2 separate regions of the Homo sapiens genome follow, and region 2 is linked to region 1. Evidence: chromatin loops called from intact Hi-C (ENCODE). Cell type or tissue: PC-3. All regions are shown on one strand.

Region 1 (8,000 bases):
AACCACACCTACCTGCAGACTAGTATGGGAATGTCTTAAATTGGGGATGCCATAAATCCATCTAAAAAGCAGGAGTTCCCTTACCATGAGTGAGAAGGGGGACAGTTAGAAGCGTCTGTTGTAACATTTCCCATGAGCATATTGCTTTTGGATACAATCATTCCCCGTTATCTACAGATTTGCTTTCCACAGTTTCAGTTACCCATGGTCAACCACGGTCTGAAAATATTAAATGGAAAATTCCAGAAATAAACAATTTGTAAATTTTGAATTGCATGCCATTCTGAGAAGCATGATGAAATCTCATGTTGTACCACTTCATCCCACCCAGGACATGAATCATCCCTTTGTCCAGTGTATCTGTGTTTTGTATGCTACCTGCCCATTAGCCATATGGGTTATCAGTTGGAGTGTCAGGTATCACAGGTCTTATGTTCAAGTAACCTTTATTTTACTTAATAATGGCCCCAGAGAGCAAAAGTAGTAATGTTGGCAATTTGGATATGCCAAAGAGAAGCCAAAAAGTAGTTCCTTTAAGTGAAAAGGTGAAAGCTTTCAACTTAATGAAGAAACAAAAAAAATTATATGCTGAGGTTACTGAGATCCATGGTAAGAATGAATCGTCCATGAAATTGTGAAGAGGAAAGAAATTCGTGCATAGTATATACAGGGTTCAGTACTATCAAAGACTTCAGGCATCCACTGGAGGTCTTGGAAGGTCTTGGACTGCTGTACTTGATAACAGTTGCCTTAACAAGTTCAGTCTCCTGGACCATAGTAGTATCCAATTGACTCCCCTTGTCCCAAATGAGTAGACTGCATTTCCTTTGGTTCTGTGTCTGGATCATTAGATATATCAGTGGACTAAGCTGAAGATGGGAGACATGGTTTGAGACGTACCTTGTTCAACCTTTAAACTTTTCTTCTGTTCAGAGTTTGAGTTTTAATAAGAATCTAACTTAGGCTGAGATCCTGGTCTTATTTTGAATAGACCAAAATGGTTAGCCTTACCATTTTCTACCTTGTTTACTCAGGAGAAATAATAAGCGGAATCAAATGGAAATTATCATGCCTTAGTTATTAGCACTCAGAGAATAAAGCGTAAATGCGTTAAGAAAATGTAAAAAAATTCTATCACTGCCATTCTAAAATGTGCTCTTAATGTGTCTCTTTTTTTACCCAAAGTAAAATAACCAAGTCAGAGTAAGACATTTTAACTTGAAAAACTCCAGCTCAGACTTTCTTGGTTGGGATAGAAAGGGGCAAATGGATCGTGGTAAGGTGAGATGTGTATATCTTTTACATAGAAGATGCCTCATGTATATTCTTGCCTGAAGTTGACCTTGAACCTGGTTTCATTATATGAAACTGGAAGGAATAGCCCTTGAACAGTCCTTAGTTGTGACTGATGTGATCCTGGAATGCTTGGGGCCCATTCAGATCACGTGGAAGGAAATAATCCAAACAAATGAACATTCCTATTAATGTGTGTTTTCCAGATGCAGCATGAGCCTTTGATTTGTATTCAGTTCAGGGCATATGTAGCAATTTGGAAGGTGTACTATTCTTTTTTAAAATTAAAATGTAAAATTTCCTAGCCCAGGACAAAGCTGAAGAAAGGTTCACCATCAGGTTCAGATGGGTGAGTAGATATGAGTAACAGATTCTTCTGTGTTCTGGAGCATAGCTCTGAAACTCAGTGGGCTCTGAAGGTGCTTTATCCTCAAATAATTTAACAGGCCTCATGAAGATAATGAAGCAGGAGTTAAAAAGAGACAAACAAGTTTTCCTGTACTTAGCTAACTCACTCCAAGGACAGTAATAGATAGAGCCCTGGCAAAGCTTTGATAACACTATCTGAAAAGCCAAAGCCGAAAGGAATGGGCCCCAGACACCCCCTCAGAGCAAGGTTAGGAAAGACAAATTCCTTTACTATCTCTGCATCCCGCTTACCATTACTCAATTTCCCAAGTTTTGTAAGTTTCTGTTTTTCATTTGACGCAGCTGCAAGGTCACAGGCTATGCTAGGGAAACGAAACCTGTCACTGTTTGAATAACTGCCTTTGTTCTGCTTCTGTAAGCCTGCTTGCTTGCACCACGAGTTTCACGCCATTGGCTTCCCACCATGCCATTCAAACTAGCCAACTCCCTTTCAAGAGTGTGTATAAAAGTAAAGCCCTGTCTTTGTTCAGGGCCTAGCCTTTGGATGTGAATCCACTGGGCCAGTGGCCACTTAAATAAAATCCTCCTGTTCTATCCATTGGTCTCTCTGGTCCTCTGATTCCTGCAACAATAACAATCAAACTCATCTCTCACCCTAAATCCATTCCCTTTGCTAAATCCTTGTTTTAAAGAAATATAGGTCTTTATAGGATTTATCTAGGGGAAAGTAGCTGGAGAAAGGCAATTTGCCACCTTCTACCTATTTCCTAATGCCCTTTTGTCTCTGTCCAGCTGGAGAATGTGATGGCTTTTAACCTTTAGACCTAGCTCGTCTCAGTTACTGTAAACATGAGTTCCAAACCTGATTCTCATCCCCATCAGAGGGCATTTGGAATTAATATATGTTTCTTCCTGGTTTCAGGTCTTCCTGGAACCAGATTAAGAGCACCCACTGAGCCATGTGTCCCAGCCTTCAACAAGGATGGCCTGTTCTAATTCCTGGTTTGCATAAAAAGTCTTCTTAGGGGCTGAGCCGCCCTATTCTGCATGCTAGGCTGCTTAGTTAAGGTCCTAAGAATCTGCCTAGAGCCCACCCTTGCCAATCTTCCCTTGCCCTGTAGCCATATGTCTGTCCTCTGTTATGCTTAGACCCAGGCTTACAACCCCGCTCCTGAGCCAAGAAGATGCTATGTGTCAGACTCTACCCATCATGTACAAATCCTTGATTATTGGTATCTATGTGGGTAGAGGACTTTTTGGACTGTGACAATTGGGCTATAGATCACACCTTGAGAGCCCAAATCTCCTAGGCACTACCTAATCCTTGTTTACCTCACTTTCCCTGATGAGTGGTCACTGGAATCTAGCATTCCTTACAGCTGTCCTGAGTAAAAGAAAATGCATCCTCTATCTGTTCAACCTGTCCTGGTGTAAACTTTCAGAGTTGAGTCATTTTTCTCTATTAATCTTACAATATCCTTTGATTAGGGAAACATCTCATGTGCTAGAACACTTTAATGTGTCATTGTGACCAATATTAAAAAAAATCTAAAGTTCACGTTGAATTTGATGACATAATCCATTGAAAACCATGTTTTATTTTGTAGAGAAAAGAAGGAAAAGGAATTAGAAAAACACATGTAGCTTTAGGCATAAATTAAAATTTTCATAGTAGCTCCTTTCTAATATTAGTATCTATTAAAATGTTAATTTGGCAAAACATGAGCCCCGAAAATAACTATCTTAATTTTCATATACTCACAAATGCTTAGATTTGTAATGTACTTTTATTCCAGTGACAGGTATTCTGACTGGCTTGGCGCATCAGGTATGGATCCGTAGATCTGAGTTTTGCTAAAAAAGTTTTCATATTAGAAAATATTGGAAATTAAAAGAGAATAAATTAATATTTGTACATAAAATCTTGGTCACCATTGGTGACTTTCTTCTTTCAAAGCTCAGAGATATATTTATGTCCAGCATTAACTTGTAGTCAGCAAATATTTATTGAGCAATTACTATTTGTGGGCATTGTTCTAGGTGTTGTAATACAGCAGTGAATAAAGCAAAGTCTCTGCTGTTATGTAATATTCCTGTGATGCCGTGATTATATATTAGGTTGGTGAACTGGGTGGGGTGGTGGGAGGGTAGCAAATGATGAACCAGGCATGGAACACTTCTTCTCTACTTGTCTTCTTAGCCAATGGCTTTCGATGGGATATGGTGCAGTAAGAATGTCTTAATTTGGGTTTTCCCAGAAGCAGACTGCAGCGTAAGAATGCAGTGCAAGTAGTTTATCTGGAGGTGAGGGAAACATTGCTAGGGGAGTAGGAAAGTGAGACTGGGAAGAGAAGGCAGCCAAAAGAGTCACCGTTGTGAGTGATTGGCACTTCGTCTTATGAGAAAACTCTAGGAAACAGAGCCTGTCTCCTGAGGGGATAGGAAGCTGGGATGTTTATGCATCATCTCTCATTAGTCTTGGCTGGGGGCTTCTGAGGGCAGGGTTAATCTAGGTCTGGCCTGCAGTGTGAGCAGCAAGGTGGTTTTTGGTGGCCTGAAAAAGTCCTCAGGCATGGCCGATAGGTTCTTGAAGTGGGAAATCAGATGGTATGCACTGAGTTGATAAGGATTGAAGTAAGAAGATGTGGGCTGGGCTACTGAGATGTTGAGGTAAATTTGTCTTTCCGTAGTGTATGAAATAGTGCTCCTGCTTTTTTTGTTTTTTTTTTTTTTTTTTTTTTTGAGACGGAGTCTCGCTCCGTCGCCAGGCTGGAGTGCAGTGGCAGGATCTCAGCTCACTGCAACCTCTGCCTCCCGGGTTCAAGCGATTCTCCTGCCTCAGCCTCCTGAGTAGCTGGGACTGTAGGCACGCGCCACCACGCCCGGCTAATTTTTGTAGTTTTAGTAGAGATGGGGTTGTTGTATGTTTAGTAGAGATGACCATGTTGGCCAGGATGGTCTCGATTTTTTTGACCTCGTGATCTGCCTGCCTCGGCATCCCCAAAGTGCTGGGATTACAGGCCTGAGCCAGTGCTCCAGGCTGCTGCTGCTATTTTAAAGCTAGAACTGATGCATGGCAAAAGCAAACTTAAATTATTCTAAGACTTTGTTAGATATGTAGTAAGGTAGAACGGTATGACACAGTGGATTAACTTTAACATTAGAATTTTCTCATATGGCTTAGTAAAGATACACTTGATAGAAGATGGAACATTGTTGGGCAAACACTAGATGGTGCTGTTCTTTAGGTAGAGAAGACAGTCTGCAACTAGATTTTGGTGCTGATCTATTATTATAGTTTAGCATACAATTTTAAAACAGTTGGGCTTCAATCGATCAAAAAGTGTTTACTGAACACCCATGAAGTGTCAGAGTTGATCCTGAAATAGAAAGGAAAATAGTATTAAGTCGAGAATGACAGCAAAGCACAAAACTGAAGCAGCAGCTTTCCAATTTAAATAGCCTGGATTTTTCCTTTCTTTAGAGAACTTAGAGAATTTATGTAGCATAAGAATTTTTTTTTATCCCCAAAGAACTTTGTATTAATGGAACAATATTTACTATCAGTTTTGATAATATTATTTCATGAATATTATATATCCAGTTACTAATTAAGTATATTTGCCATTTGACTTTACGATTAAATGTAAAAACATGATGTTTTCAGTAAAATGCTATTCTAATAAACTTCTAAAATATAACACCTTCTTGAACTTTCCCATGTTAAATCCCACTAGCTTTAATTACTCCAAACTTTTAGTATTACCCTGAGTAAATTTAGGGAGTCTTTACAGCAGTGCTTCTTAAACTTTAATGTGCATAATAGGCACCTGGGGATTTGATTAAAAATAAGATTCTGAGTCAGTGGGTCTGGGGTGGAGCCTGAGATTATGCATTTCTCACAAGTTCCCAGATGATGCTGATGCTACTGATCCACAGACAGCCCTTTGGGTAGATTTTTACTTGTAGATATGGTAATTGAGTTTTGCCATGGTTAGAAACATGTTTTAATTTTAATTTCCTGTAGGAGATTTTTCTGTGACTCTCTCTCTATCTTCAACTTCCTTTTCCCACATCTTCACCATGTTCTTATAATTTACTGTATATTGCATGCAGTAGTCACTAAATAGATGTAGATGATGGATGGGAGAAGAAACTTGCTCCATAAAACATGGAGTGTTGGATAGCTTTAATTTGTCCCTTCAGAGCCATTCTCCTCTTGTCTTCACCTTGTTCTCTGGCCTGGGATGCTAATCTGTATGAACTTCATCAAGGAGCTCTTATTTTCTCTGGCTTCCAGGTTGGTTTTGCTCATGGGGGCCCCAGTGATAGGTGAGAGAGAGATAGAGAGAGAGAGGAGAGTGAGATCAATTATTTATCCCTTGGCTCCCTCCCTGTAAGGTCACCTTGGGCTGTCTGAGAACGTTTACTGAAGTTCAGTAACCTTTTCAAGGTGTCCACTTGCATACTATTCTCTCCTTTTAGGTTCTGGAAACTACTCCTTTCCCTTTTTCCTTTGGGCCTAGGGTTTAGTAACTGCTCCTATATTATTAGCTCTGTGATACTTCTAGTTCCTTGGCATTTTGCCCATACTCCTTAAAAGAGTTCCTTTTTTAAAATAAATTCTCCTCAAGTTAACCTAATTTGAGTATGCCAACCTGTTGGGATGCTGACTGAAGCACTTGGTTACCAATGACTTCAGAAATATAAAAAGGTAAAATTTGCTTGAGCTGTAGGAAGACATAAAATAACACAATGTGATATACTTAGCACTTTTGTGGTGAGAACATTTAAAATCTATTAACAATTTCCAAGAAAATAATACATTATCATTAACTATAATTAACATGTTGTACAAGTTCTCTTGAACTTATTCCTCCTGTAATACGTGTTAATTACATTGATCTAGCCATTTCACAGTGTATACATCCATGTGTTTCAAAACGTACCGTACATGAAAATTATGTACAATTTAAAGCTGTCAAAGAAGCCAGGAAATTATGGAAAAAAATGTAAAAGACACAATTTGAGACATGTAGAAAAGGCTCAATTTTGACAAATAATTTTATTGCTTTACAATTCCAAGAACATGTCAGCACTGCATGACATTATCAACTCTGTTGGGGCAATGACTGAAATTTGGCTTAGGTTTTTCATTATCTTTGTGGTGTTTGAAATATTCAGGCAAATTTTGTTTCTCTTGTCAGTGTGGGTCAGAGTCCAAGTTAGATATAGCCAAGCAGGGGCTTCTGGCTCATTAGAGAATATTTCCCAGACTGCTGGTCTATATCCTCATTGCAATTGATGATGACAGACAACAGAAATAATAAACTTAACTTACTTTGAAAAACAACAGTAGTTATTGTCTTTCTTTGACTCATTCTTTTATCTGCACAGATTAGCTTTGCTGTTCTCTCATCTGAGTCCATTTAATATTGTGCATGTATATGGGAGTATAAAGGTTCTTAAATCTAAGTTTTTACTAGAGAAAAAGAGTTTTATTGTGGTCTGATTGTAGGAAATCTCACTTTATGTGAAATGTGCCCATAACCCTACTTAATTTGCACCTATTAAAATGTCAAAAAATGGTACATCTTGAATTTGACCTGGAATATTCCAGAGTGATAAAGTTTTTAGTCCTCTTAAGTGTGGCAGGGATTTTCTTCTTGGCTGCATTGATTCCTTCTCCATTTGAATGTAACCCTTGAGGCTGCAAACTCATTTTCCTAAATAAATGGTCACGGTGTTTACCAGAATTTTATTACTATGGCAGAGAGCTCATCATTGGGATTTTTTTAAATGGGGGAAATTTCATGGCATGTTTTCAAGGTTATTACCCAAAGCTGCATATATATAACAAGGTTTTATTTTTCTTTTAAAGTTATTGTCAGAATAGATGCCAGTATAGCTGTTTCAGTTACTCAAATGATCGTGGCTAGCAAGAACTTTTTAATTTGGGACTATTAGGAAATCCAGTTGGAATGTTTAGAAAAATAAACTATCATACTGGCTCACTAATTGATTTCTTCTGTACTTTAATCATCCATCCATCCATCATCTGGGATTGAAAACAAGTGCTAAGTGTGTCAAGAGGAAAAATAGATAATCTGTTTTCTCATGGAGCTCATCTTCTTAGATGAGTAGCATGTATACACAAATAAATTATAATTTATTTTAGCAATGATAAAAGTATTAGGTACATGCTATAGAGAAAGGAGGGCCTAACCTAATTTTGGGGGAGAGAGATTGGTTAGAAGACCTTCATAGAGAAGTTGACATCTGAGTAGGGTTTTGAAGTTGGAATAGAAGATGAGAGATGGTGGGTAGTTAGGCTCCAA
Region 2 (8,000 bases), 210 kb after region 1:
TTGTTGTTGTTTTTGCATTTGTTCCTGTTTTTTTTACCTCCTCTTTTTCTGCCTTCTCTGGTTTTAATTGAGCATTTTATCTCCTCTGTTAGTGTATCAATTTTACTTCTTTAAAAAAATTTTTAGTGGTTTCCCTAGCACTTACAATACACATTTATACCTAATTTAAGTTCACCTTTAAACAATACTGCTTTATATGTGGTGCAGTTATAACAGGGTATTCACAATTCCTCCCTCACATGCCTTGTGACATGGCTGCCATTCATTTCACTTATCCATGTTATAATCATCCAATATATTGTTACTATTATTGATTTAAATGAAGTTATGTCTCAGATCAATTAAGAGTAAGAAAAATAAAAATATTTTAGTTCAGCTTCATTTATTCCTTCTCTAATACTCTTCTTTATATAGATCTGAGTTTCTGACCTATATAATTTTCCTTTTTCTTAAACAACTTCTTATAACACTTTTTGCGGGACAACACTGCTGGCGATGAACTCATTCAGTTTCTGTCTGAGAAAGTCTTTATATCTCCTTCACTTTGAAGCATAATTTTGCTGGCTATTGCATTTTAGGTTGATTTTTTTTTCATTTTAACCCTTTAACTATTTATCTTCATTCTCTTCTTGCAGTTTTTTCTCTGACAACTCTAATGTAATTCTTTTCCTTGTTCCTCTATATATAAGGTGTCCCCCCGACCCTGGCTTCTTTCAAGATTTCCTCTTTGTCTTTGGTTTTCTGTAGTTTGATTATGATACACCTAAGTGTGGTTTTATGAGTACTTATCTGTCTTGGTGTTCTTTGAGCTACCTGGATCTGTGGTTTGGTGTCTTTAATTTTAGAAAGTTTTTGGCCATTGTTACTTCAAACGTCTTCTGCTTCATTCTTCTCCTTCTGGTATTCCAATTATGTGTATGTCATATATTTTGATAACCCTGTCTCACAATTTTTAGATGTTCCGTTTGGGTTTTTTTTTTTTTCTCTTTTAACTCTTTGTGTTTCAGTTTGTGATGTTTATATTGCCCTATATTCAAGCTCACTGATTCTTTCCTTGGCAGTTAAGTCTACTGATGAGTTCATCAAAGCCTTTCTTCATTTCTGTTCCAGTGTTTATCTCTAGCATTTCCTTTTGATTCATCCTAAGTTTCCACTTCTCTGCTTACATTACCCATGTGGTCTTGATGTCTACTTTTTCCACTAAAGCCCTTAACATATTAATCATTGTTACTTTATTTTTTTTGAGACAGGATCTCACTCTGTTACCCAGGCTGGAATGTAGTGGTGTGATCAAAGCTCACTGCAGCCTCAAACTCCTGGGGTCAAATGACCCTCCTGTCTCAGCTTCCCAAGAATCTAGGACTACAGGCATGTACCACCATGCCCTGTTAATATTTTTTAAATTTTTTTGTAGAGACGGGGTCTTGCTATGTTGCCCAGGGTGGTTATGAACTCCTGGCCTCAAGCTATCCTTCCACCTCGGCTTCCCAGAGTGCCAGGATTATAGGCATGAGCCACCTCGCCTGGCCTTCATAGTTACTTTCAATTCCCTGTCTGGTATTGAATTTAAATTCCCATATCCGAGTCTGATTTTGATGTTTCCTTTGTCTCTTCAGACTATATATATTTTATTTTGGCTTGCCTTGTAATTTTTTCTTCAAGGCTAGACATGTTATATCAGTTAATAGGAACTAAGATAACAGGACTTTACAGGGAAGATTTATGTTAATCTAGGGGTCAGAATGTATTTAATGTTTGTTGTAGCTATAGGTACCAGAAGCTTTAATTTCCTCTACTGTCCTTGTTTTTGTCTCTCTTGTTGACGTTGGATTTTCCCACATACTTCTCCTCAGAGAGGGTCTGTGTCTTTTTGCTCTTTCAGCTGTAATCCACTATTATTAAACTGGAGCTCTGCTGATGTGGTAGTAAAGTGTGGTAAGGGGAAATTGCTATATAATCTTCCAATGAAATCTCAGTCTTTTAGTAGACCTGTGACCTTCACAAGTATTTCTCTAGTGGTATAGTTTTTTCCTGTCTTCTATTCCCTTCCCTGGCTGTAGTGCTTCAAATTGATTTCTTTGAATCCCTGACCCCTGTTGACTCTCCCCCCACCAACTCTTAGGTAAGGCAGAAAGGCTGAAGGGGGCTGAAATGGGAAAGAACCTAGGATAAAGTTTCAGAATCGTGCTCTGGCAAGTCCATTCTCCTGGAGAGTAAGCATTTGTTAATAGAGAACACTGGGTGGATTTCACAATGATAATATTGTTGATCCCATTTTATAGATGAAGAAATTGAGACCTCCCAGAGAGGTTAAGTGACTGACTTGATCAAGGACACATTAATAGTTCACAGCCTCAAACACAAAACTTTGGGTTCTAAAGCAATGCTTTTTCCACTCTGCCTAAACTGGTACCCACTGAATTTTGGTTGCAACTGTCACCTCTCTCTGACAGCACTTGACATCAAACAGTAATTGACACTGAACATTAGTTGCCAGGGTCCTCCCTGTGGACACCTCACCTCTGACAACTGACGACTCTCCTTTACCAAACTCTAGTCAGGCTCCTCTGAACCTTCTCACCAACTAACCCTTGGCATTCAGATTTCCTTTTCTGTCTTTACATCATCCAATTTTAGGAAGACTTCTTCTAAATCCATTTAACCATAATCCCCCACCCTTTGTATCTGATCATTCTAGATATCTGACTAAATTATTCATCTCTGACCATCTCTCAGATGATATCTGATCATCCTGGCCAGCTTTCAGCAAGAATCCTGTCGGATTGGTTTAGCTAGAATCTGCCCCTTCCCCCTGATGTTTCCTCTTAATAATGTTGTATCCACTGACCCCATCCTGCTCCTTGGCTATAAATTCCCACTCTTCCCTGTCATATTCCGAGTGGGTCGGATCTCTCCCCTACTGCAAAACCCCACTGCAGTAGTCCCTATACCATCTCAGTGGCTCCTGCTGAATAAACTCTGCCTTACCATTCTTTAACAAGGGTTTTGAGTAACTTGTTCTTTAACAGAACCACAGTACTGGGACCCTGTCTCAGAAATGCAGCATGTAGCTCCTATTTGTGCCTGCTGTACCATCTGATTTGCTTTAAAGGAAGTTCTGGAAAAGGCAAATGGCAGATGACCCTGTATGGGAAGGCTTTGGAAGAACGAAAGCTTTGGCAATCCCATATGTGATGGTAGCAACGACATCCATGGTGTGTGTGTATTGTGGGGGAGGTGTATCTCTCTTCCTCCATCTCAGGGTGTCCTTTCTTCTACTCAGCCCTTTTCTCCTGAATTCCAACACCAGGAGACAGGCAGTAGAGTACGGCCCTCTGTTCAACATGCTTGCCTTACAGTGCAAACTTCAGATATTCAGATTTATTTAATACCCTTTGTAGAAGAGCTATTATAGCATCATTCAGAATTAAGTGCTGAGCAAACAACTTTTTCATCCTGCTTGTATCTTATTGGCCAGATTCCACAGAGAGAGACTGCATTTTTGGAAGTAGTCCTGGTAGCTAATTTCTAGGATACTTTATAGCAGTGGCTCTGAAAGTGTGGTCCCTAGACCAGCAAGAACAGCATCACCTTGCGAACCTGTCAGAAATGCAAATTCTCAGGCTCCACCCCAGACCTACTGACTCAGAAACTCTCTGGGGTGGAGACCACAATCTGTTTCGAACAAGTTCTCCAATGCCTATCTGCTCAAGTTGGAGAGCCACTACTTTAGCTTACAGAGGCAATTAAATAGAACTGAGTAGTCAGGATATACAAAGGTTCAGCAAGGTTCCTTAGATCCACTAATCTACTGCTCTACTCAAAATGTGGTCTGCAGACCAGTAGCATCAATATCCCTGGGGGCTTGCTGGAAGTGCAGAATGTCAGGGCTACTGCCTCAGACCTACTGAATCAGAATCTGCATGCTGAAATTCCCAGGGAATTCAGAAGTACAAAGTTTGAGAAGTACTGCTAACCCTCACTTACACAGAGGTTAATTTTGTTTGAAGAGATTAGGGATAGAGAACCAGCTAGGCAGAGGAATCTTCTTTGGTGGATTTGATGTGGAGCCTGAATAATTGTGGATTTCTTTTGGGATCCTATAAAAAGCAATTTTCTAAAGGGGTAGGTGGGGAAGCACACTGAACTAAATGATCAAAATTCACAGTCTGCAAAATTTCGCAACATTCCAGTTTCAAAGGACTTTACAATTATCACTTTGCCTGGTGCTCCTGATCTCTGGCAATTCTGATGACACTCTTCCCTGTGAAGTGCTTGCAGATCTACTTATGTGGACGAGATTTCCCAGGGAAACACTGTAGTCATGTAAATTCAGTAAGAGAGGAGAATGATCAACGTTCTCACCTAAATCACTGGAGAATCCCTCTTTGGCATGCTGTGCTGTGAGATGTGGTGAGGAGAGCCCTGAAACCAGAGCCCGCAGCCTCTCAGAACCTTTAATTCAAAAGGCACTTCCCTGGGCAGGAAGTGAAGGCTTTTTTTGTGTGCAAAGCCCCATCAGGCATGAAGAGTAGGTTCTGAGCCCAGAGGAACCACGTTGGTGTGCTGGAATGCAATGCACCCATCCCCATCCGCAGCTCTGCCTGCCTAAGAACTTTCTGCAGGTAGAGGAGCTGCATGCTCAGCAGTAGGTTGAATCCAATTGTCTGTAATGACTCAGATGGAGTCATTAAAGACCAACAAATTGGCAATATGAGTATTGAATGTAGCTTGAGCACCCATTATTGCCTGTTGGATCAAAGAAAAAAGTGGCTACATGTGTATTACTCAACAGGCAATAATGGCTTTGAAAGAGCTGGCACATGTGAGGAAATAGCAGTCATTTTCAAAGTAAATAGTAATAATGATAACACACTTTACAGAAGGCTATGGTTACACAGTGCCTTCACATACTTTATCTCATTCTATCTTTACCTTAAGTGGGTGAAAGAGATGCTATTACACCCAGTGCAAATAAGGAGCGTGTTTCTCAGGGAGGTTAGGTGACTTGCCCAAAGATACATACTTAGGAGAACTGGAACTTGAACTTGGCTTTCCTGATTCTAAATCCAGTTTTCTGTTTACAACAGTTAAATTTGAGCCTTGCTACTCCAAGTGTGTTCTGCTGATCTGTAGCATCAGCATCACCTCAGATCTTGTTAGAAATGCAGACTTGCAGTTCCCACCCCAGACCCTTTGAATCAGTCTGTATTTTAGCAAGATGCCTAGGTGACGTGTGTGCATGTTAGAAAGTCTGAGAGCAATCAAACAATCTTTACTCAGTAGGACTACTTGCCTATACCACAAGACCAAAAACAAAATCCAACAACTCAAACCTCATACAATTAAGGTATAAATATCACAAAATGTTCTTGAGCATTTATAATGACAGCTCTATAGCAGAGATGCATTATTTTTTCTTGAGACAATTAGAAAGAATTGACAAAGCCATGGTATTAGTGACAGCAGGAGAGCCTCATGGAGGAATGGGTAAAGGAATCTTTATCTTCCACGCTGAAAAATTAGCAGTTTTAGTGTTTCCATTAAACTCACAGAAATATGCTGATTTTGTACCAGTATCATTTTCTTTTAAGTTTGCCTCTTAGAACAATACTTTCTGTTCCTCTGGGCTAACTTTTAAGAAGAGTGGGACTAAGCAACATCAGAATGGTGATCTCCTGAACACTGGTGCTATGGTCAGGAAAACCACTTGTCCTTGATGTTTTCTTTTAAGTGTGTTTCCTATTTACATTTGAATATGGGTGTGGCCAATGTTTTGAGACTTTTCTTTAAGTAAATAAGGGAATGTGTAGTGTGGGGACTTGGGTTCCAGGGTGCTCACTGGGAACTGCACAGGGATCCACCCTCCCACATGGAAATGCACCACTGATTGGGGACTGAGGTCAAGTTCATACCCTCCCAAACTGTACTTGGACCAGAGAAGGTTGTCAGATATTTGGTTTTCCAAGAATTTCTCCTCATATAAATGGCAGCAGATCTGGAAACAGAATGGATGCTTATTGCTTATCAACAAGTTTGAAACCAAGATTTGTCAAAGATGAAAAATGAATATAGAGCACAAGAAATCACATGGTCATGCTACCAGGCAAAATTATATTTGACCAAAATAAATCAATAGGGAGGCAGAGCACATTTTCCATCTTACAAGCTATAAACCAGTAACAATTTATTAAGCACCTGCTGCAAACTCCACATTATGCTAGGCTCTAGGAGAGATCTGGCAGTGTCAGACATTGTTCCTGCCCCTGAAGAGTTCATTACCTCTCTTAAGAGAAACGATCACATGACAATATAGCAAATTACATAAGAGTCTACAGCTCTGCATTAAAGAATGTGTATAAGAATGAAAGCCCAATAGATTTAAGGGAGAGAAGAAGCCATGAATCTGAGAAAGCCTCATAAAGTAGAAGGCATGTGAACTGGTCCTTAAAGAGAGGAGGGAGGGCACTTTTAGGGAGAACAACAAAAGTAGATGTGTGAAGATGGGGGCCTGCAGACTTCTGTATTCATAAAGGTGAGAATGAATATGTGCCTCTCAAATGTAGAGGTCTGGCATCTAAAACCACACATCCTGTTGGTGTCTAGGCCCTGTTTGGAGTCATCTTTACCAGCATCCACTGGCACTTGTCAAACTTGGGAATAACTAAATAGCTATGCTGGATGATTCTTAACTGTAAGCTTCATGGAGACAGGGTCATAGCCATCTTGTTGAGTAAAGGGATGAATATCCATTCCCTAGAAACGGGGCACTAAATCTCTCGATGTATAACTCTAGATGAATATAAGACCCTTAGGGCAGATGCTCTCAGGGTCCCACCCATATAGTCTCAGCTCACACTCACCTCTCCATGCTAAGGTTGCTTGCCACAAACACCTGTAGCTCTGTACCCAATTCTTTTAAAAAAAAAAAAAAAAAAAAAATATATATATATATATATATATATATATATATATATATATATATAGGGAGAAACACAGCATATGAAAATGCCAGAAATTTAATGCTTCTAAATGTAGTTGAATCAGCCGATGATGGCTGGAGTTGGGGAGAAAATATTCAGCTTCTTTATCCACAACTGAGATTTCTCCAACACATTCTACAGTGTCTCCCAGAGTTCCCTAGTGAGACTGAGCCCCAGTTGCCCACAGTAGACACTTGCTTAATAATACTCTCTTGATTGGCTTCCTGCTACTCACTGTTTTACTTCCCCACTCCCCTATCAGCCTTTTCTGATATCACCTCCCAAGATAACCGACTGCACTTACATAAATCATCTTAACTGTACTTGAAGCCTATGAATTAAACCTAAAGTGGAAGACCTAACAATGGGGATCTTTCAAAATAGCAGAAACAATATTCTCAAGAGGATTTCTTAGAGAGCAAGAAGATAAAAATAGCTTTTTCTAGTTCCTCACTGCCTCCTTTTGTTCAAAATATGAATTCAGAAGTTGCAAGCACAACATATTATTCAGGGCTTCCCGTAAGAAATAACAACTGGTGTTGATTTTCTTTTTTTCCTTTTCTTGTCTTTTAAAGGTTAGCGATTACTCACCTCCCCTGCTGGTCATTAAATCAGTCTGGCAGGATTCCTCGGTAGTTCTGTGGCCTTCCGGGTATGTGGCGGAGACACAGGCAGTGCTGCAGACAGGCCTGCTTGCTGTGATGTGCTATCAAGCAGGTGACTTCAAAGGTCTGCTTTAAGCCTATCTCAAGTATCACTTGGGGCTCACACTGAGCCCCGAAATCAGGTACCAGATGGCACATCCCACAAAGTCAAAGTTGATCAGCTCACCAGCATCTCACATTTCCCTGGCTTTTGTGCCAAGGGACTGGAAACACTCAGGTAGAAAACAAATAACTTCTGTTAGCTTACTTCTCCTTCTCGTATTTTTAAGGAGTCATCAGTTCAATGCTTGACTGTCCTGTGAGCTTTATAGGTCTGGTGAATCCTGAGAGGCTCAGTTTTTGTGGTCATTTA

Evidence for each region. Hi-C counts contacts between places; a loop is a spot of excess contacts. Peaks named below come from ENCODE experiments on the same cell type or tissue, not always from the same donor. Only the 100,000 strongest peaks of a DNase experiment are listed, where the experiment ranks them.
Region 2: a loop joins it to region 1, with 2.8 times the contacts of the local background. A loop is called at or near these places in 3 of 110 quality-filtered maps.

Annotation. Positions count from the first base shown.
Region 1 is chrX:23,551,388-23,559,387 of GRCh38, reverse strand. No RefSeq gene overlaps it. Among named protein-coding and RNA genes, the nearest start is that of PRDX4, 110 kb to the left of the region's middle. In PC-3, a CTCF peak has its summit at 4,898 (motif pointing right); no DNase peak of the experiment used is centred here; H3K27me3 peaks cover 2,602 bases.
Region 2 is chrX:23,341,253-23,349,252 of GRCh38, reverse strand. All of the region lies in intron 1 of PTCHD1 (patched domain containing 1), which reads right to left. Among named protein-coding and RNA genes, the nearest start is that of PTCHD1, 10 kb to the right of the region's middle. RefSeq lists an enhancer at 4,040-4,539. In PC-3, no CTCF peak of the experiment used is centred here; a DNase peak (open chromatin) is centred at 4,782; H3K27me3 peaks cover 1,752 bases.